2 separate regions of the Mus musculus genome follow, and region 2 is linked to region 1. A link is a loop called in an ENCODE intact Hi-C map of the cell type or tissue named here. Cell type or tissue: left cerebral cortex. All regions are shown on one strand. Links, peaks and the distances in the headings refer to the core of each region. The heading gives the core; the rest is flanking DNA. Region 1 holds the start of Adcyap1r1 (adenylate cyclase activating polypeptide 1 receptor 1). Region 2 overlaps Adcyap1r1 (adenylate cyclase activating polypeptide 1 receptor 1).

The links. A loop is a pair of places that touch in the nucleus more often than their neighbours do. Peaks named below come from ENCODE experiments on the same cell type or tissue, not always from the same donor. Only the 100,000 strongest peaks of a DNase experiment are listed, where the experiment ranks them.
Region 2: a loop joins it to region 1, with 2.6 times the contacts of the local background. A loop is called at or near these places in 19 of 42 quality-filtered maps.

The regions. Positions count from the first base shown.
Region 1 is chr6:55,450,217-55,466,371 of GRCm38, forward strand. Adcyap1r1 (adenylate cyclase activating polypeptide 1 receptor 1) reads left to right here and starts at 1,762. Exons shown (of 17, transcript NM_007407.4): 1 at 1,762-2,152; 2 at 9,941-10,070; 3 at 11,293-11,398. The coding sequence starts at 10,020. In left cerebral cortex, for the core only: CTCF peaks have their summits at 8,118 (motif pointing right), 9,908 and 11,048 (motif pointing right); DNase peaks (open chromatin) are centred at 4,533, 8,120, 9,669 and 11,051; H3K4me3 peaks cover 1,585 bases; H3K27ac peaks cover 1,697 bases.
Region 2 is chr6:55,499,256-55,515,410 of GRCm38, forward strand. It overlaps Adcyap1r1 (adenylate cyclase activating polypeptide 1 receptor 1), which reads left to right. Exons shown (of 17, transcript NM_007407.4): 17 at 1-2,200. Among named protein-coding and RNA genes, the nearest start is that of Gm34441, 30 kb to the right of the region's middle. In left cerebral cortex, for the core only: a CTCF peak has its summit at 6,020 (motif pointing left); a DNase peak (open chromatin) is centred at 6,029.

The DNA.
Region 1 (16,155 bases), core at 3,890-11,889:
CACCATGACTGTCTTTCTCATATTCCATGATGTGCACCTGCTAACACACAACAGAAAGCAGGGCTCTGGTTCCCAGACACAGACATGAAGAACCAGCAGTATGTAATGAGCCAGGAACTGGATGCACAAACTCAAAGCGTCAGGATTCCCGTAGTGGAGTGATCTGATCTACTGTGGGTAAGTGATTGCATCTCCCCCTCCCTGGCAGCCCCTAGTGCCAATGTCCCATGTTTCATGTTCCACTTCCTATGTGGAGGCTATCAACAGCCCTGCCTCCCCTTGAATGTCTCGCAGTTTGCAGAGTACTTTCACAGGTGACATCTCATTTGATCCGTCCTACATCAAGGCTGGAGGCCAAGTAGAGAAGCTGACCTCCAGTTTGGGAAAACAGACCAGAGAGAGATGCAGTGCGTTCTAGAGCTGCTCCTGATTGACTGCTGACTTCTGCCCAGCGTCTAGCTGTACTCTCCCTAGAGGGGGTCCTGACCACTCTTAAGAGAGAAGACATATTCTCCACTGCTCTTCCTTTGGAACATGGCCTGAAAGAACACAAGCGAGTGCCAGCTGTCTACGAGGTGACCAGTGCTTCCTGGACTAAGTGGGGAATCATAAACTTGCTGTCTGTATATAGGACACTCCATACATCTTTCTGGAGCATCAGGTTGCTTCCTATTCTTAGCCTTTCTGTTTTCATTGTGAAGTCGGATGTAAAATGATCATGTAGGTCTTACCAGTTAGGGTTCTGTGTGGCTCCCATTCATGGGTCTTCTCCATCTCCTTGTCCTTTTGTTTTCAGCTAGACTGACCTTGCTAACAAAAGGCTCAAGTTCTTTCTCCTTCCCTCTTCTTCCTTGAAGGTTCTTCAGAAGGACACACATCAAGGGTGGCTCAGAACTTGCCTGAACAGGCAATGACAGAAGCCAGTTGAGACTAAGTGATGGGGATACAAAGAACTCAGGATGCTGTGACTGGACACAGTTATGCCAAACTGGAGGTGGCAGGATATTGGCACTGTGACCTTATTTGACTGAGTTCTGCTCATTAAGCTCCTGCTTATCAAATTGTACCAGAAGAAGGGTGAGTACACCATATCACCAACAACAATAGTAATTTGTTTAGCATCAGTGAATATATGAGCCTAGTACAAGTTTGCTACTGGCACACAGACTGTTCCTACACAATGTTGTTCTTCTCATGAGCCCAGAAATAGAAACGATGTGGTGCAGGTGAAGAAGTGGAGGCTCAGAAACATCAGGCCGCACACCCAAACTCCCAGAGCTGGCAGGGCAGTCTCATTTATTTTTAACAGACTTCCCGTAAGCACCTCTACTCCTTTTCTGGCTATAGAGGTGTTCTCTGGGGTGTCACATTCGAGGACATCTAGATAGGCACCTGCAATTCATCCCTTCTAGACCCCTGACTGTGAGCAGAGGAGGGCCCAAAGAGGGCCAGGGACTTGCTCAGGTGGCAGGTTGCCAGAGGAGGCTTGGAACACAGAGAAGAGAGGGAGAGGGCTTTCTCTAGTGGATGTTTTGCTGTTGGACAGAAAGGTGGTGAGCCCTGAGGAAGGCACAACTCAGCCCGGAAGCTCTGCGACAGAACTGGGAAAGGGGGGCTGTTACCTCCGCCTCCGCGCCCTGGGTCCCTGCTGCAGCTCTGGCTTGTGTCAGCGCGGTGGTCCTCATCCAGCTCCCCATCTCTGCCCCCGGCCTAACCCCGCCCCCCGGGCTCTCATTGGCCTGCACCCCACCCCCCGCCTGCGAGGTCTGCCGGGGAGGCGGTGGTCTATCGCCTCCCTCGGCCCCGGGCCTGGCTGCGCAGCAGAGGCGGCGCCTCTCCCGCAGGACAGAGCCGGTCGAGTGGCACAGGGTGGGCTAAAGGAGACGAGGGACGCCTCGCTCCGATTCCCGACTGCGACTGGCTGCGACTTTGGAGCAGCGCGGTCCCTTGTGCAGTACGCACACACCGCGGCGCAGGGACACACAGACTTGGCTGCTCGCGGCCACACGCACCGAGAGACCAGGCTCGGCGCGCGCTCCGCGGCGCACACGCTCCAGCCAGTGCGGCTCTGGGCGCGGATTCGCGGGTTGCGCGTCCTCCTGCACCTTCAGCCCCTGCGCCCAGCAGTCCCGACCAGCCCCGAGGCCATCAGGTAAGGACCACTCCTGGCCTGTCCTTCTGCTCCGCACTCGCCCAGCGCCAGACCCTTTTCCAGCGGGGCCCTTGGACCCCTCCTTCAGCCCAGAGGTCTCCAGGAGCCGCGTGCTCTGCCAAACCCAAAGCCAGCGAGGGCCAACGCGGGGCACAGAGTCGGAGCCCATCCTCTCCCGCCGCCGCGGGCTGCCTACGCTTCTCTCTGCTCCATCCAAGTGTCGGACCGTGGCTTGGAGCACATTATTGTAGACCATTCAGTGAGTATCGGCCTAGCTGTCTCAGCCTTTTCTGGTGCCAGAAAGAGGCATTCAGGGGCACGAATGACACTACGGCCAGAGATCCCCCAGAGCTCGATCTCCCTGTCTCCAGGTCGGACCAAAGCGCCTACGTGGATTTGGAAAGAAATGCTGGAGGGTCTCTTGGGAACTCGGTTCTACAGTCTGCAGGGCGTTTGAGGGATGAGCTGCGGAGATAAGATAGGGATCAATTTAGTTTGTGCCCCCAATAGAGATAAGCTTTAGCATTGTTTTTAAAAGGATAGCCCTACGGCTATAGGACTATCCTAAGGATAGTCTTTCCCCGGGGCTCGGGGAGAGGTTGACCAAGAGACGCTTGGGGGTTGGTGGTCTAACAAGGAAACGCCCTGCAGGGCCTGTGGGGGAAAATCGCTGTGGGAGTGGGGTTGCTGTAGTGGGCCCCTCCGAGACCCCTGATGTTTGTTTTAAAGGCCCAGGCTCTGCAGTAGCTAGCTGACTACTGGGAGCAGGATCATATTGTCAGCAAGAGCAAGGGACCAGGCACCAGTTCGTGGAACTAGATCTTCAGGAGCAAACACGCAGGAAGGGGATGGCGATGGCATTTCCCTCGCTGCTAGGGAGTGGAGCTTCAGTTCTAGGAACCCAGAGCCTTCTGGACCACCTTGGCATGAGAGGGGGTCTGGCTAATTCCTCAGTCCATTTCAGGGCTGCTGTGACTACTTTTCTTTACTTCAGGCTGTATGTCCCATAATTCCCTCATGGCCTAAAGAGAGAGAAATAGGCATCTGTTTGGATTTTTTTTTCCCTGTGGCAGCTCAGGTGCATTCCTGTGAGGGTATGTAGGAATTTAGAGCCCATACAGAGGACGTGGAAGGCAGTCTGCCCCCAGACTGCAGTTGGACTGAGGCAGACCATTCGGAAGGTCAAGCTGCAGGCTGGAGGGTGGCTGTGGGTTTGGGACAAGGGTTACTTGTACTGTGATGAGGCCTTTTGGAGCCCAGGGATAGCAGGTAGCTCTTTGCTCAGAAGGCCTTGAGATGCATCTGATATGGTGGCAGGTAAGGCTGGAGGAGCCCCCATTCCCAAGTGCAGGCCTAGGACTCCTGCTCCTCATTGACCTTGGAAAGAACAGGCAAAGGCCCCAGTCTGGACACAAGCCAAACTCTGAACACACAAATTAAAGACAGGACATGCTGGAGCCGGCCTTGAGCCAGATCTTCTGACCAATCCATCAACAAGTGTGTGTGGTGTGACCAGGAGTCAGATGTGGTCCCTCCTACTTTCTGCCATCAGTAGTGGTTCATGGGTGGTGGTGCATCTGTGCTGAGATCCCCAAGGGTCTGTCTGTCTGTCTGTCTCTGTGTATCGAGGAAACATGTCTGTGGTGAGCCTGGAGGAGGACCTTTTCCTGTACTCCCAAGACTGAGCCAGGCTAAAGCTCGCATTCACATCCTGTTTTGTGTGTGTGTGTGTGTGTGTGTGTGTGTGTGTGTGTGTGTGTGTGTGTGTGTGTGTGTTTCAGGCTCGTGGGGGGCTGATTGGGGAAGCACTTTGGAGCTCTTGTTTTCTCACATGGTCACCTCTCTGTCATGCTCCTACTTCTGGACACTCCTTTCTTCCATTTGTATTGAATGGTGACATGGACTCAGTGGATATTTATAGATCAGCACCCAGGTGGGAGTCTAGAAAGGACAGTAGCTAGGGCCACAAGGCGGTTTTCTCACTGAGGAGGTGGTCTGGCAGGGATGCGTTCTGTTCATCGTTCAGGATTGTTGACCAAATGGCAGAACCCAGGGTGCCCAGTGCAGAGGTTTGCCTAGGATCAGGAGTGTCATGCTCACCTGAGAGTCACTGGCTTTGGAGCTGACCCTGAGGTGACTGAAGGGCCTGAGGATATGTGTGAGGAGAGCTGTGATGCCCCAGGCAGGAGAGGTGGGGGCTTTTTTACCCCCAGAAGGCAGAGAGGCCTCAGAAGCTTCCAGCCACCTCTGACTAAAAGGAGCTGGGCTTGTACGTCTGAATGGATTGGCCCTCACGCTCCAGCTGCCTGGGAACATGGAGGCAGGAAAACCCTTCGCTGTGATGTGTTTGTACTGAGCTCTGGATGCCGTCAGAAGCACACAATAATACCCACCCCCACACTGACACACAGAGGAGTGACACACAGCTGGGAAGGCATGTACGCGTCCCTTGATACCTGCCTGGGCGCCGGGATGAGAGAGGGAAGTAGGCAGCAACAGAAAGACATTCTCACGAAAGGTCTGGGAACATTTGGTCACAAAGCCAGCCTTAATGAAGGTTCAGGTGTGTGTGTGTGTGTGTGTGTGTGTGTGTGTGTGTGTGTGTGTATACACTGTGTTGCAGGAGCCTAGAACATGGGATGTGACTCCCCCCTCACCCTCCCGTGAATCTAGTTAGTATTTTAGACTCTGTGGGCATTGCACTTGACTATAATGACTTTGTCCTGCACAGAGGATATATGAACAGAAACTAAACTTGACTATGTTTTAACAAACATTGCAGACACCCAATATTTTGATTTCATGCAATTCATTATTCAGGCAATTCCTTTTTTAAAAAAAATTCCTGGCTACTTAAAAAATGCATTGATTAGAATCTGTACTTGACTTTCTGGCTGTTCAAAAATTAGGAACAAAGTGAATCTGAGCAGCCAGGAAGATTTGCTAGCCCCTGGGATGGAAGGTTAGAGGTGAGAGGGTCTAAAAGGTTGAAGAGAAAGGATGTCTGATCTGAGGGCTCAAGATGCCTGAGCACAAGCTGTTCCACTTGGTCTCCAAGAGGCATCTGTCTGTCAGTCCTGGGGGAAGTCTCCACTGTACTCAGGGGATGCCCCCACCCTTGCAGTGTAGCTGGAGCCAGCACACCTTAAATACCTCTGATGTTGTCTTAGCATGCTAATTCGTTCTTGAACCCCTTCTCCTGTTCCTCTTAAGAGGGAGAAGGCAACCCTAAATCTCACCTTGGGTCTCACAGTAAACTTGGCAAGACCTCAACAGCCTTGTTCAGGGCTGGGGGCCAGAGGGTAGAGCGAGTAAGTGCACTGGTGGGCTTCCAGGAGGTGGTGTTCCAAGGCTGGGGTGGTCTCTCTCCTCCCTGCTCTCCTTGAATTCTGAGTAGTACCTGGCTTCCTCAACCTTCTCTCTGGCAGATGGGCATGTAGCGTACTGGCTGAGAGTACTGGCAGCCACTATGCACCTTGGAATCTCCTCACTGAGAACCTATGGCTCGCAAGCTCACCCTCCCCTCTGCTTCTCTCTTGCCCTGCTGTCCTCCTGGGACCTTTCTTTCCTGACACATCTTCCAGGGATACTTCGTTGTCATGTTGTCTCAGACCTCAGAATTCTGCCCACTTTCCATCAACCTAGTCCTTATCCCAAATGGCTCTCCGGTGGCTCCGCTCAGTGGCCATGAAAATCTCTTCCCTTGGTGGGGGTGTAGCAATAGTTTCTCATTCAGTGCCATCCCCCTTTCCTGGCATAGCCCTTCAGTGTCCCTAGCTGTTAGACTGGCTCCAGACTCCCCTACCTCCTCCCTGCCTCCTGCTGTTTTGCTCTAGAGGTGGCTCTAGTGGAGGGCATGTGTGGAATCCAAGTCTGTATGGAGAAGGGAGGGATGGACCCCTGATGTGCTCTGTCCTCTTTAGGTGCTCCTTAGGGCGAAGGAATTCAGGGTGCAGGAAGGATGCAGAGAGACACCAGACTTCCACTGATTGTCTGGAGCAGCTGAGGGAGGAGTTGTGAGTGGCCTGCAGCAGAAGCCATGCCCCCGCTGAGAGTAGAAGGTGGCCTCTGCTGGGTTTGGTGCAGTGAGGGTGCTGAAGGGTCTGCAGATCCCCCCTTCTTCTGACTAGGAATGTCTCGAGGTCTGTGAGTCACCAGTTCTTCAGTGCTGACTGGTGATGCAGCCCTGGCTCTCAGTCCCTGCTCAGCTCAGCTTCAGGACTGCTAGGGCCCAGGGAGGGCAGACTTTCTCTGGGTGGAGGGGTGGGCATGTTCTGGGGGTCTCCAACACTCCCCGCAGTCCAGTCCACATCCCATTCCTGCTTGGCACATCTCTAGGCTCGCTATCCCATGTAACCTTGGGGAACACCCTTCCTACTGGGATGCTTTCTGTGTCTTAGTTTCACAGTGATGAAGCAGCTTTTCAAGTTGATCTCAGGCAGGATGGAAATGTTCTGTTCATAGCTGCTCTTCCTGAAGATTGGGCAGGTACAGGTAGGCTTCACATCTCTGCATGTGACAGCCAGGAGCAAAAGATCTTCACACCTCTGATGGTGTGAGAGGTCACATGGGGGTTCAGCAGGCTCCTTTCCAAATGACAGAGCAGCAGAAGTAGAGGGGTTTGGAGCCACATTTTAGTTCTCTGGGATGCTCTCTGTGTGACCTTGGAGAAGTTGCACAGACTTTCTGGGCCTCTGTTGCCTCCCCTATAGAACGAGGAGAGTGCCAGGATCTCCTTCGTGTCAGTCAAGTTACAGGAGTTGATGGGTATTCAACTTGGAGGTGTACACAGCACATACTGACCATTAGGAGATAACGAGCAGCAGGCTGGCTGTGCCCAGTGAATGTGATACAGGGTGGAGGTGATTGTGCAGTGGCACAAGAATCATGAGCACAGAGAGGGAGACACCTCACAGACGCCAGGCTGTGGCACATCCTCGAAGTGCTGCCCATGGATCAGGCATGGCTGTCATTCCCACTTTGCAGACAACATGCAGAGGCTGAGCAGGAAGCTTAAGTACCTGGCCTGGGGTCAAGGCTAAAATCTACAGGGGAAACTTCCCACCTCCGTTCCACTAGGAGCTTGGAGGCAGAGCTTCCCTGTTCTCTGAGCCACCTGCCCGGCACAATTTGAACCCCAGAGAGAGAGAGCAGGGGGCATGCAGGGGAGTCAAGAAAGGGCCTGATGTCCCTCCTTAGGGTGGGGTATTTGACAGATCTGTGGTGGCCTGACTTAGTCCATGACAGGGACACCTGCATCTCTAAGGAGTTGTGAGGCAGAGGTAGCCTGGGAAAAGAGGAGCATCAGTGTCACATCTTGGAAGGCACAGAACACTGTGCCCCACAGAACACTGGAATGCAAGCACCAGGGGCCGCTGGGAAAGGGTAGGGACTGGAGAAAAACACCCGGAAGAGCAGAGAGTGGTGCTCTGTGAGGTCTTCAGAGACAGGAAGAGAAGTCAGGGACTAGATGAGGCAGCAGTGGTATCCAGGACCCTTGCTCAGTGATCGCCCCATCTGAGACATTCACCCGTGTGCATTCATGGCTCCTGTGTCAGCACCATGGATATCTCCCTGGGTTATGATCTGTCTAGGAGACTGTACCATAGAACTGAGGGTTCCTGTACATATCCATGGAGGCATGCATGATATGTCTGAGCTCATATCCTCACAGGAACATTTACTGTACATGGTTCGGGGTTTCCGTGAAGGGACATATGAGGAGAGGGGAGGGAAGTTGCCATCGCAGATGATCATATTGATGCTTTCAAGTGGAAGCCCTGGGATAAAGGTGCTTTAGTGTTTGTGGATCTGACATGTTTTTATGCTCCTTTGCTTAAAAATGAGGTGCATGGAGAGAGAGAGAGAGAGAGAGAGAGAGAGAGAGAGAGAGAGAGAGAGAGAGAGAGAGAGAGAGAGAGACTCCCTACCATCATGTTCCCGCCACCAGAGGGAACCTTAGAGCTTCAGCTCTGTGTCCCTGTGTAAGTCCCAAGGTTCTCACACAGGTTAAAACAGACCCACTGTAATCCACATGGCATCAGCTGAAGGGCCAGCCTGGCAGGGGTCCCAGGCTGCACTAGGCTGAGAGGGTCTGGGATGCAGAGGAAGTAGAAGGTATGCCTGGTCCTGAAGGGCTTCCCTGGGGGCCACAGCTCTGTTTTGGAGTCTTTAGATTACTCAAGGTGAACCCTGAGTTCAGAGGACATCCCATTCTTACTGGTTTTTCTGACCTGAACTAGCTGGGAAAGATGGCCTCTAACTGAGGCCTGCTGAGGTCCCCAGAACTCGATCGTCTCCCATCCTAACCAAGCCTGAGGTCATTTCTGCAGACAGGGTCGGGATCTCAGACTGGTACAGGCAATTGAATACTTTTGAGGAACCACCAGTGTTGCACCCATGGTGCCTGTACCCACTAGGAGTGGATGGGGCCTTGGGGGAGGTGCAGGCCCTTAAGCCTGTGTGCCTGACCCCTTTTCATCCCCCGGCTTCTCCCAATCTACTGAACCCTACGTGCTCCCTTCCCTGGGTACCTATCAGCTATCGGAGATCTCCTTACCATCTCCGAGTGAGTGAGCTGGAGAGGGGCACTCTTCTCTCTTTTTCTTCTTGTCACTGGTTTTCTTCCTTATTTTGGATGTCTGTTTATTACCCAATTGAGCCAAAAAAAATGTTGAAAGAGGGTGTTAAGGCCAGGCACTTAAGGCACAGAGGCATGGGAGGTAAAAGCTGGACCCATACGGTGCATGGGATATAGGGGCAGGCTTGTTTCACATCCTCGAGGCGTCCATAGTGAAGAGCTTTTTGTGTTAGCTGTGCTCTGAATAGGGCTACTTAATAATCCTTCCCACAGCAATGGAGTAATGACCACCATCGCTCTGAAGGGATGACAGCACTCTGCTTAGCAGGGGCAGTGTGTTGCTGCTGCAACGAGTAGCCTCATGTACGTTGCTCTCTGTCCAAGGGCAAACCTTTCCCAGTGCAGAGCTCCTGAGTGGCCAGGCATTTGTGTCAATGGTCAATTTTAGAAGCAGAGCAGGCTCAGGTGGAGTGTGAGCTCGGTCCCCACCATTTCTCTGGTCCCTCCTGGGGTCCTGGTCCTCATACACCTGTCCTTGAGGTCCAACAGCACTGTGATGTGACCACACCCTTTAGAAGTCAAAGTGTTGTGAGACGGGGTAAAAGGAGAACGTGATTGTCCCAAGTCTGCACTGAGAGCAAAGAGGCCCTTTCAGAGTGAACAGATGGTATAGAAGCTTGCTTCTCCATACCAGAGCTGTGTGGAGTTAGCTAGGTCACACAGGCTAGAGAGGCGTCTCGCTGTCCCAGTCCGCTCAGGGATGCTGGCTTCTATCCCGTTGTCATCCTCTAACCCCCGGGACATTATTCAGTCTGCCATGGAAGAGGTGGACCCTGTACTTAAGTGAAGCAGCGGACAAGACATGTGCCTGGAACAAGGGAGCCTGCGAAATGTCACTGCTAGGTGGGCATGCATATGCCAGCCAAAACTCTGCTTCTGTGTGGCGGCAGAGAATGCTGAGACGTGGAGACAGCTGGTCTATGCAGAGGAATTAGCTGCTCTGGAGTGCTCTAGTAGCCCGGTGGCTGAGCTGGCATGTACCCACCACATTCAGTGCCCTACTGTGGGCGCAGGGCATATGGTGCTCAACTCGTGTTGGTGGGATGGAAGAGTAAAGGGGTGCAGGCCCCAAGGGTTAACCAGGGCTGGAATCCTGGCCTGGGAACCCCCTGCAGGTGACACGGTGTGCTGTCTTTCCTTCCCTTCAGCGCTGCATGCACAGTGGAGGGTGGTGACTGACTCCCCAAGGCTGGGAGCAACAGCCAGAGACAGTGGCTGGGAAGCACCATGGCCAGAACCCTGCAGCTCTCCCTGACTGCTCTCCTCCTGCTGCCTATGGTAAGGGCCCGGCGTCTGCCTCTACGACTGTACCGAGCCTCCCTCCACCTGGAGGACCAGTGACTTCTGAGTACTCTCAGCCAAGCCGACCCAAAGCTGGCATTTCTGCCAACAACCCTCCCTCACCCCGGTCCCTTTCCGCACACACCACAGAGTTGTTACAGAACTTGCAAATCTGTTAAGATGGTGACGTGTGCTATGGCACCTAGAGTTGCATGGTATCTGGCTAGCTCAGCCGTGCTCAGGGTCCCTGGTTAGGACCACATGATGGTCTTCTGGTCCTCATGCCACGAGGCCCTCTGACACCTAAATTCAGAATCCTGTCCTCTGTTCGTATCTCTCTTGAGCAAGGGTGAAGATCGGGAGTGAGAGGAAGAGGGTTCCATTTAGCTCCATTTGGGCCAGGGCGAGGCTGACCTCAGAGCCTGAGGTCACCCTCCTACTCCTCTTCCTTGCATGTCAGGACATGCACATCTCACTTGCAGTGAGCAGGTGGGATTGGATCTGTCTTTGTACATGGTCCTTGGCAGCTCAGATTCCTTGCCAAGAGAATCATTCCTGACTTAGGGTTTGATGGACATGAACTTGAACATCATCTATCATGATAGCAGGGTATGGCTGTGAAGACGCTGGACCTGCTCTGGGACCTGAGCTGAGCTTTGTACCTGTCTTTCCCCTTCTGAAATTGAGTGGAGAGGAGACCTGTGAATCTGACCGTTACCCTTTTGTCTGCCGTGGAAGGGCTTTTGTTAACGTAGTTCTCAGTTCATTAGCCCTCACCTCCCCATAAAGTGCAGCAGGAGCCAGAACATCAGATTCAAATCCTGTTACCCTGCCTACTAAGTCATGTGACTTGAAACAAGTTAAATAACATCTCGACTTGGTTACACGTTTGCAACAGAAAATGAAGTAAACAAAAGTAGTTCCTTCTTCCTAGTGTTTCTGCGTTTCTAGCATGGATGCACATACATACCCAGCCACTAGAGGGCAGTGCATGCAATTGTTAATGTCACTATAGCATGGAGACTGAGGTTTAGGGGCCTGTGGGACTCACACATTGAGTTGGGGCCTGGGGATAGCCCTCATGGCATCTGTTACACAGCAGATGTTGGTCTGTCACCCTCCTGCCACACCCATCCCTAACACGCTTCTCCTGAGTTGAAGCAGAGGGGCTGTCAGTGGGCTCCATGTCCTCTCATCGTTTGTTCTCCATATCCTATAGGCTATTGCTATGCACTCTGACTGCATCTTCAAGAAGGAGCAAGCCATGTGCCTGGAGAGGATCCAGAGGGCCAACGACCTGATGGGCCTAAATGAGTCTTCCCCAGGTGAGTGAGGCAGGGGACAGTCTTGGTGTCCTCAGCGTCCACAGGTTAGCCTTGTAAGACTGGTGGAAGGGTGTGCATCTCTGTAGAAACTGGGGCCACAGTGCCCCATATCTGCAACTCTCAGTGACATTAGGTGGCTCTCCTTGTGCCAGTTTGAGCTGAGATGTTCTGGGTGGCTTAACGTGGCTGCTGTTTTCTCCTGGGTCTGGTCTGGAGAGCAGCTGCCAGCACACTTGTTCATAGGCCACCTGGGACCAGCCGCAGCAGGAATGCAGCTGTTACAGTGGCTGGGCTACAGACTATCTGACCAGCAGGAGTTCCTACTTGCTGGCTCTAGCAGAAGCCAGGGTGGAAGGCAGCAGTCAACCCCAGGGCTTCCCCCAGTGTGGGGCTTCTATGGCAGCTGCTGTGTCAGATGCTGCATGTATGGTCCTATACACCTTTACTCTGTCCCTCCAAATGATTCCGAGGATTTCAGACAGTACCTTCTAACAAGTTCATGTCCTGAGGGAGAGGCACAACTTCTGGTAAGATTCTAGGGATCTTCTTCCATCTGCCCCAGAAGGAGCAGGGGAGGTTGGGTGGGCATCTTGGTTATGCCATGCCTTTCTCCTGCTCTGGCCTGCAGAACAGGCTAAAGCTACCTAGTGGTGGGGCTCCAGGGCTCCACTAGAGCCTTAGTGGTACACCTTTCCCTCTGGACTCAATAACCATCTGCCTGAAGACTTTATTAATCTGCAGCCCAGTTAAACAGAATTCCTGCTGGGCCAGATTCATGCAGCTTCTTCGCAAAGACTGACCAGGGGAAGGTGCTCCCAACATAGCAGGGCTGCTTTGCTGCCAGACTAGAACTTTAGCCCATATCAACCAGGGAGACTGAGGAATGGGGACAGATGGGTACACAGTGGGAGGAAACCCAAAAACTGTGTGAAGAATCTATGATCTAAGTGTCTTGTTTGTGTGGGTGGGAAACTAGGTCCTGAAGGCAATAGCTACCCAGTGCCTGTCTACCATGTGGGTAGAAACCATAAAGCCTGCCTCCTGACATGGAGTTGTTGGTCCCAAATGGTGGCTCTTAGAGGGGGAGGGGAGAGAGATGAGGGCTTACTGTGTGAGCCTGTGCACAGTGTAATTACACTCCTCAGCTGAACTCAGGTCCAAAGGAGCTGACAGGACAGGCTTGCTCGTAGGTCTGAGCATAGCCCTAATGAAAGGATAGGCAGATGCTAGTGGGAGGGGCTCCCCTGGTAGCTTCAGAGAAGAAGAGGTAAGGACTGGGAGGAGCAGGTAGGGCTTGAATAGCCTGGAATACCCAGAGGACCTTTTAGGAGACCATCCACAAACCACAGTGCAGATTAACCTAGAATCTTAGCTTGGCATAGTTAACTGACATTCAGCAGCTCCCAGGAGGTTCTGGTGAGGCGCTAGAGCCATGAAAGCCAATCCAAGGGAGGGGTGGATGTCGGACTTCAGGTGAGCCGGGAGCAGAGGAGAACACTGACGGTGCAGGGCATGTGTAATCACTCCTACTTCATAGATGAAGAAAGGGGTGTAAAGAGAGCCTGCACATTACTTAAGACTGTAGTTCATTGTGAGCAGAGCCTGAATTTAGACAGTTGATGTCCTCAGTCACTGGAATGTACCGCCTTAGGACAGCACACCCTGAACCCTAGCATGATTTCTACGTCACCTGAAGACATGTGCTGCCTTAATTTTCTTGGGCGAAATGGAGGGGAGAGTGATACCTAGCAGCTGCAGTCTACAGGAAGCTGTAGAGGCTTGAGGACTTCAGGGTCACTACATCTGTGAGGCTCCACATAGTGCAGAAAGCTCCAGGCTTCCCACCTTCTTGCTAGGTCAGAGGTAGATGCCATTTGGAGAGCTGAGAACCAGCTCTGGTTTCAGAGAGCTGAGGAGAGGAGGGAGGGTGAGAGATGGAACCTAGGCAGGGGTAGCCTAACTTATCCAGGTGAGAGCTGTGGGCTAGCACTTACAGAGCAAGCTGTAGCAGAGCAGACATGTGTCCTCAGCGTTCATACGTGTACTCAGCTTGTCAGCCTAAGTGAGCAGTGATGGGCGTTTCCTTCCATCTGAGGGCGCCCACTCGGAGTTCCTTTCTTGCTTCTTTGCCCATCACCTTGAAGCCCACACCAGGGTGGTAGAGCCTGTGTGTACTTTGGGATAGGTCCAGAGGTACCAGCTCCCCCAGGCCACTCCAATACTGCAACTGGAGAGGCAAAGTCTTTCTGCTAACAGATTTCTTCCCTGCTGGACGCATAAGCAGGAGAGAAGTTTGTGGAGGAGAAGAAGGTCTTAGGTCTGTGTTCAAGAGGGGCCTGCACTGATCAGAGCAGAGCCCCATGAAGGCAAAGGGTGCTTGCATAAGTGCTTCAGTGGTGGAAGGGTCTATTGAGGAAGGGCGAGGGCAGAGGAATGGAGTCCCCGGGGAAGGACATGCTGAGTGTAGCATCCCTCAAGTCCCTGTCTGAAAGTCCCATGGTATGATCTGCAAAAACAGGCATCTGGGCAGGCAGGCGCTGGGCACCTTGCCAGGGTTCAGGGTTTAGGACAGCTAAACCCCGTTGTCAGCCCCCAAGGGAGAGCCTTCATGTCTTCTGAGCCTCATATGAGGCTCACGCCTGCCTTTAGGAATGAATGTCTTCACCCGGGTCTTTGAACTAAACAATGTGTCCCTAAAGCAGGGCCCATCTCACTGTGCTGTGCCGTGCCATTGAAGTCCTTAGGTACACTTTAAGGTGTCTGTCAATGAACAGTCCTTCAGCACACACAGCCAAGGTCAGAAACATCTGGACTCAGATTCCAAGGAGGTGTGTCCTCAGAGCCTGCCTCTGTCTGACTGTAAAGTTTATACAAGTGTAACCACCCTAGAGAGGGAGCACCCCTACTGCTGGGCCCATGCGATGTCGGATGGGCGAGAAAAGGCCAAGGAGCAGGTGAATCGGCCCAAGATCTCATTATATTTGGACGTGACACAGGATTAAGAGCCGTGTTGATAGCCTTGGTTGGGGAGAGCAGGGGATCAGTGAACTGTACTCTCTCTCCCCTTGCCTCTCCAACTATGTTGTCCCTGAGCAGTGACCAGCACAGACAGTACCAGAAAGTAGTGACAACTTGGAGACACATTTGAAAATGAAGAAGAAAGCCTGCCAGTTTGCTTCGGTGCCTGCCCGGGACTGTAAACACAGCGCAGCTTTCATGCTTATGCACACACAGCCATTCGGCAGCTTCTCAGTGTCAGGGCCAGCTGAGAAGGGTGGGGTTGGGCAGGCTCTGAAACCACCACACAGCTCAAGAATACAGACCTCGGTGGTTGGGTCCGCACTTTGTGCAGTCGGGAGACTGTAAACAGGAGACATGAGTGTAAGTGGCGTGGAACAATGCTTTATCCTGTGAAATAATGATAAAAGTGCAGTTCACTAGATCTGTGGACCCAGAGCCTAGTCAGTTATTTTACACCGTACGTAAATGTGCTTTTTCACATGACTGGCAATGAGGTTGTGTTCCCACCAGCATCCACACAAGCAGGCTGCTGGTGGGGATTTCTCAGCTCTAGTATAGGTTAGGAGACAGCCATGGCATATCTAGGAAGCTGAGTCTGTTGTAGTAAAAGCTTGGGTTTTTTGGAAGCAAGGACCATATGTGACACTGTGTGGTGGTCCCCATATTCTCTCATCTCCCTGTCTTCAGGGTTGGAGACGCCACCCCACCGTCTTGGGCATGTGTTGCAGGGGACTCTTGGGAGGAAGATCAGGGATGGAGGTTTATTTCATTTCTCATTCCAAATCCCTGAGCCCATCTCCGAGCCTGGCTCTGCCACATGACATATGAAGCAGTTAGAGCCAGAGGTGCTGTCACTAACGAGTCACATGCAGAGTCTCAGCCAGCCCTGGGTGGGTGCCCAGAACTCCTGACTGGGGAGTTCCCTTTCTGCTGCACTGCCTGTGCCCTTGGAGGAAGAGGAGAAGGAGTTGGGGCTGGTCTATGCACAGCAGGCCATGTAGGCTCATTCTTTGATCCTTCCATCTGGATCAGGGCTTGTTTGTCTAGACTGTAGCCAGTAGGGCCTTGGACTGTGAGCATGGGGACCTTCCTGTGTCCAGGAAGAGCTGGTCTTGCTAGGTTTCAGTACATACCACATGCTCAAATCGATGAGCAAGGTCTGAAGTATTGTGGCCGGTCAGGAGATAGGTCTTCATGCTGCCTTTCTAGACTTGTCCCAGAGAGCGTTCAGGTGCCTTGACCAGCTCCCCACCCCCATTGGCCTTCTAGCTGCTCCAACACTGACCAGGACCAACCACGAGAGACCCTTGCTCTGAGAATCTTACCCTACGTAGGGTTCATAGGAACCTGACTGAGGGGTTTTCTCAGACTCATATTTTCCAGAGCTGGTCCTGTCAGAACTCTCCTGACGGTTTGTTAAGCACAGACTTTTGTGGTCCCAGGGTATCTCGTACCTAGGTCTGAGTGGGGCCTGAGTGTCTGCAATCCGGGAGGCTACCAGTTGTGTTTCTGGCTTTGGGTCACACTTGGAGACCTGTTGCCTTCAGCTCTGCTTTTTCTCTCCCATTATCAGAGGGGGAGGGGAGGGGGAGGGGGAGGGCTGCTCATTCGATGAAACAAGAAACCTTGACTGTCAAGTGAATTTCAGGAAATTGAGTTGTTTTTCACTTTCAAATTGTGTGCACAAATGAAGGCCTTTCTTTAAGAAAGCCTGAATATCCCTGGATGGGTCCTGA
Region 2 (16,155 bases), core at 2,884-10,883, 48 kb after region 1:
CTCAGGCCATGGACATTTGAATGGGAGCCTCAGGCATGATGTGCAGAAATAGCCTTCTACACCAGGCAGGGACAGGTTGCCTGTGGCCCCCTCAATCTGAGGTGCACCCCTTGGGCTATGGACCCCATTCCCTTGCCATCACCCCCGCCAGTGGGTCTGCTTCACTGTGGAAGGAGAAACTGTGACTTTCTGGTTGCATTACTGCAAAACAGCAAAAACCGAATAACCCGAGCCCTGCTGCTTTCTGAGCCCTGGGCCTGTGTCCTCCTAGAACTTCCAGGTTCCCGTTGCTTTGTTTTTCTGTCTGAAGGAATCTTTTTCTTAGTCTTGTGAGCAGATGTACCTGAAGGATTCTGCTGTTCCATGAGGGTCTGGCTCTCAGGCTGTAGGCAGTGATGGGGCAGCACAAGGCTGGATAAATCCCTTCCCTATTGACCTTCTTACATAGTGCAAGCAATAAGACTTATTGATCTGTGTGTATCCCAGTGTTCCTCTGGGGTTCTGTCTAAACACCAACCATCTTCTCTTGGAATGGGCCCCAGGCAAGGCTTGCAGCAATATAGCCTGGACCCAGAAAAGGGAAAACGATAAGGAAATTCTGTCTGGTAGGTGCAAAGGGCTTCATGGATTTGGAAACCTGGAGGCAGGAACATAGCAGATTTAAGGGGTACCCAGCTGTGGAAGGTCATTCCTGAGAAGTGGGGGCTTGTTTTATGAAACCTTAAAGGCCAAACGGACTGTCCCATTTTGGGGATCAGGACATCCCTGTCCTTATCTCCTGTCATAGCTGTCCAACTGCAGGGTAAGGAGCAAGTTGTGAGGAAAGGTCCTCAGAACATGGGATTCCACATGAGGAATCCTTAGGCTGCCAGGAAGCCAGAGGGGTTTAGAGGTGCTCAGCTTTGAGCCCCAGTATGCACTATGCTTAAGCTCTGACGACTCTTGCGTGCAGCGAGGAGGTCCTCCCTGACATGCTCAGCATCCCGCAGTGATTCCTCTCATAGCTCTGGGATGGGGCTTGGTTAGGGTGTCGTGATGGAAATAAACCTGAACCTGTTGCCCAGTACCAGGGCCTCTGCTGTTTGGTCTTCACTCTCTCTTCCTTGGAGGGAAAGCTACAAGAGACTCTCTTTTTAATTCCTTGAGTACCCTTTGCCCCACTTCCAAGAGAGGACAGCAAGTCCCCTGACACTGCAAATTTCATTTGAGCCTAGGGAGCTGGGAAAACAGTTGGGCCTAGTCTGTTTTTGAATTGCATTGCATTGAGTTGTACCGGTATTGCACAGCCCTGCGTGTGAGCCAGATGTAACACTCCAAGCAGCTGTGAAATGCAATGTTCCTTTTGCAGGAGTGGCTGTACCTGCAGAAAGCCCAGGGGTCCACAGTACAGTGCAGGAGAAGCAGCTGAGTTGGCCTGGTCTAAGGATACCCCCTAGCAAACTTGGCCCTCTCCATCTGTTCTGGGACTCTATACTTCCCTAACCTGGATCCCTGCTCTGCAATGAGGTGGCCGTGGTTACACCATCATCTACCCTCTAGCTAGGGATGAGGTGGAGGTAAAATGCTCCCTGTGAGTTTGCAAGCTCTGAAAACAACACCGCTGTGTGCTCATTCTTAGAGTGAAGACCCTGAAAGGTATCCCTTTGCAGCCTGTCTCCTGTTTTGAGCCCTTTAGGGGTAACTCATTTGTAAAACCACCAGCCTGAGCTCAAGGATGAGGCCACAGGGCTCTGGTGGACTTCAAATCCCAGCTTTACCGTCATCACTGTTCAGTTTTCTTCGAAGGTACGGATGAGGAGAAATCTTCTATGAGCAACTCCGTGCTGTCTGCCTAGGAATCCTTCAGTGGTATGGGACACTCCTCAAGTGAGCCAAATGCCCGTTCTTTCTCCCTTCCTTGAACTCCAGGTCCTGTGCTGTGTCTGTACTCAGCCATGTGTGTTTTGTCTGCTGTCTGTCTTCTGAGGCTTAGCATCTGTCAGGGCTGGGGTTGGTTCAGCCCTTGGTACTCCAGATGTGGTTCCAGGCTCCCTTGTGGGAGCTGGACCGGTCTGGGTTTAATCTCCCACAATAAAGATAAACCCCACGGACCTCACTGCTACTGCTGCCTCCATTAACGCTGTGCTCACACATTGTCTGGGATTTTAAGGATGTCAAACTGCTGTAGATGACTCAATAAATGTCTTATCGTTTTTCTTGGTGCCTGTAAATTGCTGAAAGTGGAGGGCAGGGGAAAGAGGCAGGAGGGGAGGGGACTCCGCCTCCCCCTTCCCATCTGATTATTCCACAGTAATGTAGTCTGCAAGGCCTTTGGATTCTGGAAGAGGGAAATGAGGATGGAGTTGGGACAGGTGAAGATGGAAGGGTGAAAGAAAGGAAGCCTTGGCCTTGAAAGGCCATTCACATGATGTGTGGAGCTCGGTTCACTTGGGCGTCTGAAAATGGAAGTGGCTTACCCCAAAGTCTTTGATGCTTCATGGCCTTTATGTTGTTTGGTGGGAGCAGCTGACAGATTCAGAAAGCTTGCCATCAGGGAGTGTTTCAGCTCAGCCCAGGTATGCCCTTGGCTGTCAGTGTTCCTGAGAGTGAGAGCCACCCCTCTCCCTGTCACACAAGGTAATGAATTCCAAGTAGCTCTCCTTTCCTCGAGGGCCAAGTGATTGTTTATAATTCTCTAGCTCATGATGTTAGTAAAATTTTAATTGCCAACAAAAGAATGTTAGGAAACGTCACAGAATTCATGTCAGGGGGAAGAACCAAGATGAGTTACCCAAAGCTACATGCCATGCCAGGAAACTGATGACCAGGTTGTTGTCACAGCAGCTGTCACAATCCCAACTGATGAGTCTGTTATGCTGGGGTATTGACATTGCAGTTGCCACTGCCTCTGAAGTCCACTGCTTGAGACATTTTTCCAGGAAAGTTGCTTCAGATATTTTGCCAGCAAAGCATCCCACATGTAGCACCCTGCCTGTGATGGTGCATTTCTTGTCAAAGCTGCATCTGGTAGCTTTGCAAGGGGCGGTTCTACCTGTGGGCATGACGCTTTAAGGGCTTCATCTGAAAGCAGGTCATGGTTACAAATCTGGGGATTTTAAAATCATTCCCAAAGTATTAAGGAGGCCTGAGAATAGAAAGTACTGGCCACAATGAACTGGAAGTCTACAGTCATTACAGAGCTAACTCCGCCAGCTATTGGACCACTCTGAAGTGACGCCAATGAGATAAATTGAAAGACAACAGATGTCAGTTTTCCACTTGGATAGGTCCTAGAGGCTCTTTCCCCTGTGTCTAGAAGGCTAGCTTGTTCTGCCTTTTGAGGCTGCACCTGCCCTTTTCTTCTTTTGGGACATTGATACGCCGTGTTCCTTGACTCAGTCTGAAAGATAATCTCTCGGTGAGTCAGTCTGCTGGCTGGACTCTTGGAAGACTTTCGTAGAGCGGTGGTCATCTGAACCAGGAAAAATGGAGGCTCCATATTTCATTCTTAGAGGTCATACTCAAGAAGCAAAGCTGACGAGCCAAGTTGGAAATATTGAGTTCCATATTAAAGTGACATTTCCTGGCAAATGTAAGCCTCAATCTTTGTCCTGAGCATGAGGCAGATTTCAGCCTCTTTCTTCCTATGTCCTTCAGAAGTCCCAAACTCCAGTTCTTCCTAGGTAACTCCTGGTTATTCTCTGTTAACAAGTGAAATCCCTTTTAGGCATCCAGGGTTCTCAATCTTTGACTGAACCGGAACTACCCTACATTGCTGGTCACACCTGCACAGTATCTGAAGCAGCATGGCTCTCTTAGTTTGGCTTTTATTGCTCTGAAGAGACACTATGACCATGGCAACTCTTATAAAAGCAAACATTTAATTGGGGTTGGCCTACAGTTTCAGAGTTTTAGTCCATTATGTCATGATGAGAGACAGGGCAGCAAGCACACATGGTGCCAGAGAAGAAGTGGAGAGTTCTACATCTTGATCCACCCACAGCAGAAGGAGACTGTGTGACATCCTGGGTACAACTTTAGCATGTAAGACTTCAAAGCATGCCTCTACAGCGACACACATTTCCTTCAGCAAGGCCATATTTCCTCTTAGGGCCATTCTCTATGGCCAAACATTCACACACATGAGTCTACGGGGGCCATCCCCACTGAAACCACCACAGGGTCTGAGTTTGGTTTTAACAGTGCTTGTGGCTAGCACTGCAAGAACTACTGTTCCACCCATCCTACTCAAGGAGATGTGGCTGGATAAACCAGTCTGTTTGTGAGCCTTGGACTTGAGCAGGGGTTCAACTCTTAAGGGTAGACAGTAAATAGACACTGACGATATGAGGTCACTGTCTCTCTCTCTCTCTCTTTTCTGAAAGTGAAAAGCATCAGGTTTATTTGGGGGCAGCTCTTGGGCTGATTCATCTCTCCTAAGGAGTAGGGCCAGGGAAATCACCAAGCAGATAGGGAGATGTGGGAGGGAGGGGGGATATGCCCATGCAGGGAGAAATTCAGAGAGAGAAATTGGTGAGGAAAGTGGAGAGAGAGAGAGAGACAGAGAGAGAGACAAAGAGAGAGAGACAGAGACATAGACAGAGAGAGACAGACAGAGACAGACAGAGACAGAGCTCACTGTTTCTCTTAAGAGGCCCAAAGATCCACAAGAAGATTGGCCTCTAGATGGCTTTTCAGGCTGAGTTCTGTAGACCACCAGAGATAATCTAAGGATCCAGATTCAAGAATACAAATCAACTTGAGCCACCTTGGAGATAATTAGGGTCAAATTTAGAGGCCATAGCTGAAAACCCCCAATAAAAAAGGCCTAAAGGAAGCAGAATTTTATTTTCCTCACATTGAGTCTGAAGTAGAGAGTCTAGAACTGGTACCGTGGCTTCACTGTCTCCCAAGGGGCTACTCCTTAGCATGTGAGTCCAGGTCCCAAGGTCAAAACGGCAGCTGGAACTCTGGATGGCACTTTACTCAAGAGTGAAGGGACAGAAAGCAAGTATCTTCCCACTTACTTCCCATTGGCCATTGTCTAATCATGTGACCACACCTCACTTCAAGGCAGTTGTCTTAGTCGGTATTCTATTACTGGGAAGATACTCAATAACCACAGCAATTTTTACAAGAGAAAGCATTTAATTGGTGCTGGTTTACAGTTTCAGAGGCTTAGTACATTATCGTCATGGTGGGAAGCATGGCAGCACGCAGGCAGACATGGTGTTGGAGAAGTAGCTGAGAGTTCTACATATAGATCAGCAGGAAGAGAGAGCTACTGGGCCTAGCTCAGGGTTAAGAAACCCCAAAGCTCACCCCCGGTAACACACTTCCTCCAACAAGGCCACACCTCCCAATCCTTCCCAAGTAGTGCCACTCTCTGGTGCCTAAGCATTCAAATGTATGAGCCTATAGGGGGTGGGGTAATTTTTTCTTACTCAAACCATCACAACTGGCAAACTAACATACCTTCTATTATGCTGGAAGGAAAAGTGTACACTGACTATAAAATGGTAGTTTATGTCATACTTTCAAACCCCCGAGTCTCTGGCAAGTCTGATGGTTCTCTCCTGGCTCTTCCCACATTTGTGGGAGGGTAGAGACTGTCTTTCTGTAAATCCCCACTTTATTTGAAACAAACAAGGGGCATGAATTGTCCAATGTGGGTCACAGAATGACCTTGAAGTCCCTCAAGGCTGATTGCTCCTACCCTCTGCAGCCTTGCTTACACCAAGGGATGGACATGTGCTTCAGCATTCTGGGTTTCCTTCAGTCTTTGAGATCCGTCATACGTCTGTATCTGTGAGTGTGCTTTGTGCTGTAGGATCTTCTTTGCTCATTACATTTTAACTTTTAACTTTAACTTTTTAATCAATGATCTCATTAATTAATTAGCTTTTCAATTAGGGTGATCTTAAGAGATAGTTCTTTTGGTGATGAGAACAAACATCATAATTGACATGAATTCATAATTGTCACCTCAAGCCAGACTCAAGCTAAATGCTTCTCAGCTTCTGGCTTTGTTAGGTTGCCCTCTAGTGGACATCAGGGTGTGGTTGTGCTGATGAGAGCTCAGTCCCTATTCAGTTAAGGATGCAAGATTAGGAATTTCCTGTGGGAACCTGGGTACCAGCCACTATTCCTTACACCCATTTTAGGTTAGCAGAGGACTTTTCCAGAAGACAACTTTGTCTTTTAGACATCATCATCATAAAGGTCATGTTTCTTTACCTGTGCATTTATTCCTGGGTTTCCATTAAGAGGAAGACCGGGTACAGCAGTGACCAGGCCTGTGACTTTCATCTGTCTATTCAGTAGCTACTTGTTGAGCCTTCATTCCTCTCTGGACTACTCTGAATGCCCCCGTTCTCCCCCACCCTTCATGTTCTGCTGAGTCAGCCATAAAGAAGGGAACAGAATAGGATTTTTGGTGGAAGTTGGTGCCGTGAAGAAAATGGAACAGTTAAAGAGAGAACACTCCTGGGGCAGGGTAGCAATTTTTAGAGTAGATAACCAGAAAGCCTGAGATGTAGGAATTTGAAAATTATAATGTTTTGAGCTTTACAAGTTTATTAGGATCTCCCAAATAGGCCAATTGGAAGAGCATCCCAGGTAAAGGGCCACCACAGGTGAGTGCTCTGGTGTTGGGGATGAGACTCACTCATTATGTGTAGTGCCTTCCTACAGATACCACGATAAATTGCCACAGGCCGGAGGAGGGGCTGTAAGACATCTGACATCTATTCTCTCACAATTCTTGAGTCTAGACATCAAGCTAAAGTGCTGTCGGGGCCGTGCTCTGCTTGAAGGCTCTGAGGAGAACGTTTATCTTCTATTGTTGAATCCCATATCTTGTAGGTGATTTTCTTTCAGCATTTATTGGCTTGGAGACACATCACCCTGATCTTCTTCCATCACCAGCATGGACTTCTCTACACCCGTGTCTCTGTCCTTGCTGTAATTTATTGTAAGGACACAAGTCCTACTTGATTTAGGGTTCACCACAATCCAGTATGATTTCAACTCATTTCTGCTTGAGAGACTTATTGCCAGTCTGGTTCCATCCATAGACACTCAGAGTCAAGACTTCAGTATGTTATCTTGAGAGATATAACTTACCTGTAGGAATGAAGAAGAGTTTATAGTTTCACTGGCTGACCTGATACTTGGGCTACTCATAAAGATGAGAACCCAAGCCAGGAACCTTGGAGGTAGGAATTGAAGCAGAGACCATGAAGCAACACTGTCTCCTGGCTTGCTTCTCATGGCTTGTTCAGTTTGCATTCTTTTACAACTTAGGACCACATGACTGGAATAGTACTGCTCCGGTGGGCTGGGCCCTCCAATGTATCAAAATTATCAATCAAGAAAATGCCCCATGGAAATACTTACAGGCCACATTGGTGAAGACAACCATGACCTTAATTGCTAACCTGGGCCTAACCTCTAGGCACAGTGCATAGCATGGGCACTTGACTGTGCAGGACTTCCGTGAGCTTCCTGTCCAGCACCACAGACAGCTCCGCGACACTGAGTTTTCTGGAGAATTCCTGTAGGTTGTCTGCTGTGAACCTGGCAGATGGTGGTCCTATGGGGTCTGATATTCCTAATATTTAGGGCTTCCTCTTTGACACAAAACAGGAAAAATGATGTTTTTTCCCCTTTTGTATGGCAACAATCATAAGAACAATGATAACGCTTTGGTGTATTCTTTATTGAACGTTTTTTAAAATGACATTGTTATAGTTAATTGAAATATAGTTTAGTCCTAAAGTTAAAATGGAGGTTTGTTTTTGTTTGTTTTTGATTGGCCTCTCTAGTGATGAAAACAGAATCCTCCAATTAAAAGCTCACATACATAACAGGTGATGGGTGTTTTACAGAATACAGCCTGGGTCCCTGTCTTTTTCCAGTACCAGAGGGCATCTTCATGCCATAATACCCCATGCCATCTAGCCCTGGGTATGGTAGGGAATAGAGCATAACAACTTTAAAGCGAAATAGCCTTTCTTTATCCATAACCCATAAAACCAGGCTGAACAGATCTCTGACAACCTCTCCTTGGATCGGTCACCAATGTGTGAGAGGGTGAGATGGAAGGAAACCGTGGTGCAGTACAGCTGTGTGCTCACCCAATCAGGGACAAACACATTTCTGAGATTCTGGCAACTGGAAACTGAGCAGTGGCTGAGTCCTAAGTCTATTGGTCACCGGAGGAAGAACCTTCCTCTGTTAAAATATATAATGTTCCTCTTCATGGACCCAGAGACTTCTAAGTTTCACCCCCTCGATGACTTTGTACGTTTCAGAAGCATTCAGTCACCCCTTAGATTCAAAACTTCTTGCTCAGCACTAAGAGGTAGTATGAGGAGATACTAACGCCCGTGACAATGTAACACACTTTGCACTCATAGTCACATGGTGTCTCTGTTTGTTTCTCTGTTGCTGGCTAGAAACAAGGTAGGGGGAAAGTGTTTATTTAGCTTACACTCTGAAGTCCATCTTAAGGAAAGTGAAAGTAGCCTTTCAAGGAAGGAAACTGAAGTCAGGAACTGAAAGAGAGATAGTTTCTCTGCTTTCGCTGTGTACTGGCTTGCTCCTCATGGCTTGCACAACCCAGGATCTCCTGATTAAGGGTGCCACTGCTCACAATGGTCTGGACCACCCCTTATCAATAATTTTAATAAAGAAAATGCCCCACAGATAGGCTGCCAGGCCAATCTGATGGAAACAACTCCCCAACTGAGTTTCCACCTTCTCAGGTGACTCTAGTCTGTGTCAAGTTGACAGAAGCTTACCATCACAGATGGAGAAGACTGGAAGAAAACCGATCAACAGTGTATATGATGTCACCATACTTACACCATCTAGGGATCCAGGAGTGTGTGACTAAGATGACTGTTTGTAGTTATCACTTCTATTTCCTACCATTCATTCCAAGAAGTTCCTAACTTGGGGAATAATTGCTCTTTCATAACTGCACAAATTATGCTCTCTCATAACAAGCCCACTTCCTGGTTAAATGGCAGGCCTGTGAGCTGCATGAGAAAGCTGCCTCCCAGGTTTCTAGGAAAGAGGAAGGAGCTCATTAGAGTGTGACATTCAGGTGCCACAGCCATCTGCAGTTAGGAGAGAGGAACTCGGTAGGAAACCCAGAGGTGAATCAGACAATGGTGGAGATGGGAGAGAGGCATAAAGAGAAACAGGGACCCTGGTACTGTCATTTGACCTATTGCATCTAGCCTTGACTGAAGGCTACTCTCCACCTCTATGATTTTTCTATGGACTGATGGTGAAAGGGTTGTTTGAACAGGTTGCACAGAGGTAAAATGTCTTCTTACAATTAATTTTTCAAATAATCGCACCAAAGTATAAAGACACATATGATACATACACAAAACTACTCCAGAGAGAGCACATGAATATATTATCTGCTTTAATTAACCTATTTTTCTTTTTAAAATATTTTGTTAAGTCTTTAAGACTTTCATACAGTTTATTTTAGCTTTGATTATATCTACCTCCTCTTACCTCCTCCCATATCTCTCCTCTCCACCTTTGCTCTCTACTCATTTCACTTTGAGTTTTCTTCTCCTTTCCCATTGAGTACAGTTTGAGTTGCCCAACTACCCTGGGGTATGGGGCCTGCTTTGGAGAGTGGTTGACTTATCAGGGTCATGCTGTTAAAGGAAGACTGTCTTCTGTGGGAGTCTCTGCAGATGCCATAGCCATCCGACTAATGATTCACACGGGGCAAGAAGGAAATACATTTCAAGCCAACACAGTAACTGGTGTTAGTCCAAACTTTTTGTGTCTTTCACACTGGGTAGTTTGTTTTAGCCATATTTAAGCAGAGCACAGTTTCGGGGGAAAATTTTTCCTGATAATCCACTCAATTCCCTAAGTACAATAAAGCTTAAAGCATGTTTACATGGAAACTCTTTATAAAGTACATATGACCTCTTCCATAAAGATGGATTCTATTGACTGAGAAACAATGGTCAAGATAAGAGTCTAGGGAGAACGCATGAGTAAGATAAACATAAAAGTCTGGGAGTCAGGAGTGCCCTGGTACTACAGATAGCACAGAAGTTATCTAAGCTATTGTAAAGCACATGTGACTCGAGGGTGGACTCTATTGACTGAGAAACAGTGCTCAAGTTGAAGGTCTCATGAGCAAGAGTCCGCGCTAAGCATCGTAGTCTGGGGAGACTCAAGTGTGTTCAGACCTTACAGACAGCCCAGGTCACCGGGCTGTTACCTATTTCCATTCTCTGCTTTCTGGGTGGAAAACAGGTATGCTTATCTTTCATTGAATAGACTGCCATGCATACATAGATATGGGGACTTGGGGACAGCTAGCAGGAGGTGCTCTTGGCTCAGGTGAGGGGAGGAAAAGGACCTGGCCTCAGGCTCCTGGCTAGAGCTGAGGAAGGGGGAAGTCTCTTAAGGAAATAGTTTGTCACAAGGAGGCAATGTTCAGTGAAAGGCCAGTCAGGAGAGGTGGAAGGCAGTTCTGATGTGACATCATCCAGACCTGACATCATCAGGAGGCATTGTCAACTTACAAATGCAAGAAAAGCTAAGGGTGGCATTTCTGGTGCTCCCATCTCTCAGCACCAAAGTGAGTGCTCACCCAGAACCAAATTCCACTGTCAGTTGTTGCCCTGTGAATTAAGATGAAAGTCTATCATTGTTTGGATAGCCTTCTGGTCTCAGAACAAAATGGAGGACTCCCTTCCCTGCTAGCTGGGCTTCCACTTTCTCTGACCTTGTTTTGGGGAGCCCAGACTCCCCCCACCCCCCACAACCTTTACCTACAAAATATCATAAAGCCTTAGTCAGATTACAGGTTCAACTTCCTTTCTCCTGATCAGAAGCTGTTCAGCTAGCGCCTGAGATTCCTGGAATGCCTCTCCAGGCTAGTGAGTTATCTCAGTATCTTAAACCTTCAGCCAGTGACTGTTGCCCACCCTGGATATTCTGATCTCTCAGCCCCCCAAGTTATGGAAGCCTTAAATCATCCTAAGTAAAGTTGATCTGCCTGCCCACAGCTGGTCCCTGTGTCGTCATTTCCAGGGTTTCCAACCCCTCTGTCACCTCTGTTCCATTTGCCTGCATAGAATGATTTTGGCTGACAATCACAGGCAGTAGTAAAGAGAGTGCTCTCAGACAGTGCGCTTGGCATTTTGGTGGTCCCTGAAACTGAAGCAGCAACCAGTTCTAATAACCATCCTAGCCACACAGCCTTGGGTCTCCGGATTTTCTTGTCTCCAGGTCTTTAATATCCCCCTTTGGGCCTTTTGATGAAGCACTTTATCCATCCTCCCTGTAGAGAGGATCCCGAGACAGCAGACTGGGGGCTTTTCTGGGACACAGAGAAAGCCACCAAGGAGCTGACAACAGACAGATAATGAGACTCAAGCCCATCAACAGAGGAAGAAAGTACATTGACAGGGGAGTTGAGAAGGAGGACCCCAATAACCAGGTGTGGTTGCCTGTGTCAAGTGCTGTTAAAGGCTCATGATGATTGGGCTACAAAGTATCTGTATTCGTTGTTTAGAAGTCGAGTAGCTTTGTTTTGAGCCACCCCTTGCTCAGGCTGGATGGGCAGGCCATTTTGCTTGTAGGAACAAGAGTAGCCTCCCCAGAAAAAGCGTAGACTCATGTGGCCTCCCAAGGGCTACCACCTGGAAATCTCTTCTAAGTGGCTCTATAGGAGGATGGGTGGGTGGTGGTGGTTTTACAGTCCTCTTTGGATCAGGTTGGTAGAGATAGACCGCACATGCTCAGAACCACAGGACTTCTTCCATTAAAGCGCTCTGCAACTGGTTTGAAGGTCAGAGGCTCTTGCCTCCAGATTGGATGGCCTTAGCCCAGGGAAGATAGAAACTGGGAGATTTCTTTGGAAAGAACCTGGATTCTTCAATCCTCCAGGAAGGAGTGGGCAGATCCAGGCTTCAGAATAAGGGTCTGGAAACATTTATATAATGGAGGAGGTCCCTGCTTGGAAAGAGGTTCCTATTCCCAGCTTCTATTTGCCCCTAAGGACACTGCTGGAAAAGAAACTTTCCACTGAAGCCAGGGGGCTGCAGAGTTAGAGAGAGGGCTAGGACAGACCGGTCTGTGATCTTTGACAGACATAAGTAAACACTCCCTCTGTGGTTCACTTAAGCAATAGGATCTACCCTTGGCCTTCTAATGTTTCCCATTTCGACTTTGAGTGGGTGCCTAAGGACCAGATGGGGCTCATCTCGGGTGGGAAGCACACACTCAAATCTAGGGAGATGTTTGCATGAGATCCGAGTCTCACAAAGTGGCCCGGGCACATGAACCCTGTGACTGATTGCTCCCTGGCCATAAGGCAGCACTCACTGACGACTGGGGTTGGGGTTAGAGGTCAGCCTTGTGAGCTTTTCAGGTGGCATGGTGGTGGAAAAAGCCTAGTCTGTCATTTGGTTATACCTTTTGCATCAGGAGCAGAGGGAGGCCTACAACAGGCCATGGCATGAGCACGGTTTTTAACCCAAGGAGCTAGAGAGAGAGGCGGGAAGCCTTGAGAATACAAGCAAGAACTGGGAAACATTTCCCCTTCCAGCAGTTTCCCTTATCTAGAGTTCTTCCTGGCAGAAAGAGTTTGGGCTGGAGGGAGGGAAGGTTGGAGTGGGGTGGGGGAATCAACTCATAGGTCTGCACTGCCCTCTGGTGGCCATTTTGTTTGATGATCGGTGTAACGCGCGCTTCCAGTCTAGGGAAACTGGCTCATTTCCACACAGTGCCTGGTAATGAGATAATGAGAGAAAGAACAAGCTTAAATATTTTCTATAATTAACACTGGGAAGAGACACTTACATGCGAAATATCTTGTAAGAAGAATGTGACCCACAGTGCACCGTGCAGGGCTTTTCTCGCAGGGCTTTTCTCTTTGGACTTCGCCGGCACACACATTTGTATTTCTGTATGATCACACAGAAAAGTTATTTCTGGAGACTACACATAAGGAGCCCTTTAGGACGTGGATTTGTGTCTAAGAACTTTCGCACTTAATTGTAAGCGTGAACATCTGCATCCATCTGGTTAGGCCTCAGATTTTCACGGCGGGCTTTGCTATTGTCTTCTTACTGAGGTTTTGGAGAAGACAAGTGAGAGAAAGGAGGGCTTCTCCCCAGGAGCTTAATGTCTGTAGGGAGGTTAATGAGTTCGGCTGTTCCTCTGTCCCTGTGGGCTCCTTATCTGTGAATGCAGAAAACCTCGAATGGAAAACTTTCTGGGAAAAGCGGTACTCAGCAGTCATTTGCATAACGCCCACATTGGGCTGAGTAGCGCAAAGGTCTAGACATGATTTGAGTCATCTGGGGGGAGATATGTAGATTATGCACACCATCTCGTACGACAAACTTGTGCAACCATGACACTTGGAAAGGCAGGAACTAGCTCCCTGTGGACGCGAGAATACTGGGAGTGGGTCATGAAGGGCTGCAGCCTGGGAGAATTCGGTATGCAGAGGAGCACACCCAGCAGATGCTACTTCGAATGCCGGATTCTCAACTTTTCTATCTCTCATTAGAAAACAAATAGACATCTAAGGAGAAATAAGAAAATACAATAAGATAAAACAAACAAACAAACAAACAAATTAAAGTATGAACAAAAAAAAAAAAAAACAAGCAAGAACAAGAGCCAACGAAAAAGCACAAGATGCTGAGACACACATGTTTGCACACTTAGCAATCCCATAAAAAACCAGAAGCCAATGTATATGACTGGCAATGTAGAAAATAAAAACTACCCGACTTAACATAATGAGACCAAGAACCTCCAAGCCAAAAAATATACACAAAGGACATGTAGGATTAAAAAGAGAGAGAGAGAAAATAAAAATAAAATAAACATAAAAACTAAAACTATAAGATTAAAAACAAGCCTTGACACAGGCTATGAGCCAAGGGACCTCCACAGGTGCTACCGGCCTTTTCTGCTGGCCATCAACTGCTGGGCTGGCAGCCTACGATTAGGAGTAGTTTGTTTCTCCAGTGATAAAACTTAATTTGCAAGTGTGTTTCAATTGTATTGATTGGAGACGGCTTCTGGGTTAGGGATGGGGGCGTGTGTCCACTTCTCCCTTCAGCTCTAGGATCCCATCTGAGGCAGACCTGTGCCGGCCTTGCGCAGGCTGCCTCAGGCTCTGCGAGGTCATGTCTACATTGATCGGTCCTGCTGTGGTCTTGATTCTTTGGCGTCTTCCGTTTCCCCTGGCTCTTACACTCTCTGCTTCTTCTTCCACCGAGTTCCCAGAGCCCCAAGGGAGTGGATTTGTTTGATACAAACATCCCATTTAGGGCTGAATGTTCCAAGGTCTCTCACTGCCTATTGTCTGCCCGTGGGTCTCGGTATTTGTTCCCAGCTGATTCAGGAGGAAGCTTCCCTGGTGATGGATGAGTAGGACACTGATCTATGAGGATAGTAGAAGGTCACAGGGGTCATTTTATTGTTGCTCTTTCAGTAGAACAGTGTTTGGCTTTCCCCTAGGTCATTGGGCTAACTAGTCTCAGGATCTTGAGTCTGTAAGAGAGCCCCAGGGTAAATCTGTTCTTCATGTCAGCTCCATCTAGGCTGATGCTCTAGAACAACAGAACAGCATGATCCTGCATGCCTTTCTATATCTGCAGCCTTGAGCAAAGGCTTCTCTTTCTGGTTTCCATGTTTTCTAAGTTAGGGTGTGTTTCATTTCCCCCATGCCTACGGGCGCAAGAAAATCCTCCACACAGGATTCAATGGCATCAAGAGCCTCTTTTACTTGTATCCTTCTGACCTGCAATGGCTAAACTCATGCATGTCCTTTTCCCATTAAAAGCCTCCTGCCTTTTCCAGCTGTGGTCCACTGCCCAACATGTTCCTCAGCTCAGAGTGTAGGTCTGGGTCAGAGTACTGTGGGGGCTTGACAGAGATAGGTCCATATATTCAAATACTTGGTCCTTAGTTGGTGTAATTGTTTGAGAATAATTATGAGGTGTGGCATTGTTGGTATTGTGTCATTAAGGGTGGGCTTTAAAGTGTGTGTGTGTGTGTGTGTGTGTGTGTGTGTGTGTGTGTGCGTGTGTAAATAAAGAGGGTTTATATATTAGTGTTGCTTACAGGCTGTAGCCCAGCTAGTTCAAGAATGTCTATCTACCAGTGGGAAGTCCTAGAATCTAGTAGTTGTTCATTCCATAAGGCTGGATATCTTTGCTAGTCTCTAGTACACAAGAATCTCTAATACCATGAAGGAATGGACTTGCCATTGAGAGTAAGGGCAAGCAGGGAAAGGGCAAAAGCTTTATTCTTCCATGTCCTTAATGGAAGCGGAAGGTGTGGCATAGATTAAAGGTGAGTTTTTCTATCTTTTCTAGTGTTTTGAGGAACTTCCCCACTGATTTCACACTGGCTGCACCAGTTTTTATTTTCACCAGCAGTGAATAAGTATTCCTGGAATTACCCCACATCTATTTTAGCATTTGACATTTTTTTTGTTGTTTGTTTTTTGACATTTTTGTTTTTAAGTTTTTAGTTATTCTGACTGGAATAAGATAAAATCTCAAAGCAGTTTTGATTTGAATTTAATGCTATGCATTGAATTAAAAAAATGTTCCCAGTCACTCGAGTTTCATCTTTTAGGAACCTTTTGTTTAGTATTATGCCTCATTTTAAAAATTGGATTAGTTTCTTGAAGTTTTAGTTTTTTGAGTTCTTTATATATTCTAGATACTCATCCTCTGTCAGATACACATTTAGTAAAGACTTTCCCCCATTTTGTATACTGCTTCTACACTCTTGGCTTCCTTTGCACTACAGAAGCTTCACAGTATGGGATCCCATTTATTAATTGTTAGTCTAAATACTTGTGGTAAAAAAGTTTTGTTCAGACATTTATGTCCTGTGTTTTTATACCCAGCTGTGATATATGAGAGCTTCAGCTGTGTTATGTTCTTGCCAGCATTTCATGCTGTTAGGGTTTTAAAGAGCTGTTTGTCCTTATCCTCAGGAGATATGACTGAATACCACAAACTGTACAATTTATTGAAGTCTCATACCATGGTTCTAATATATTTCATTTTCTGGTGGGAGTCTTAGGAGAGGAACTGAGAGGGAAATGAATACATACAAAGAATGGCTGAGGGCAGGTCTAGGTCT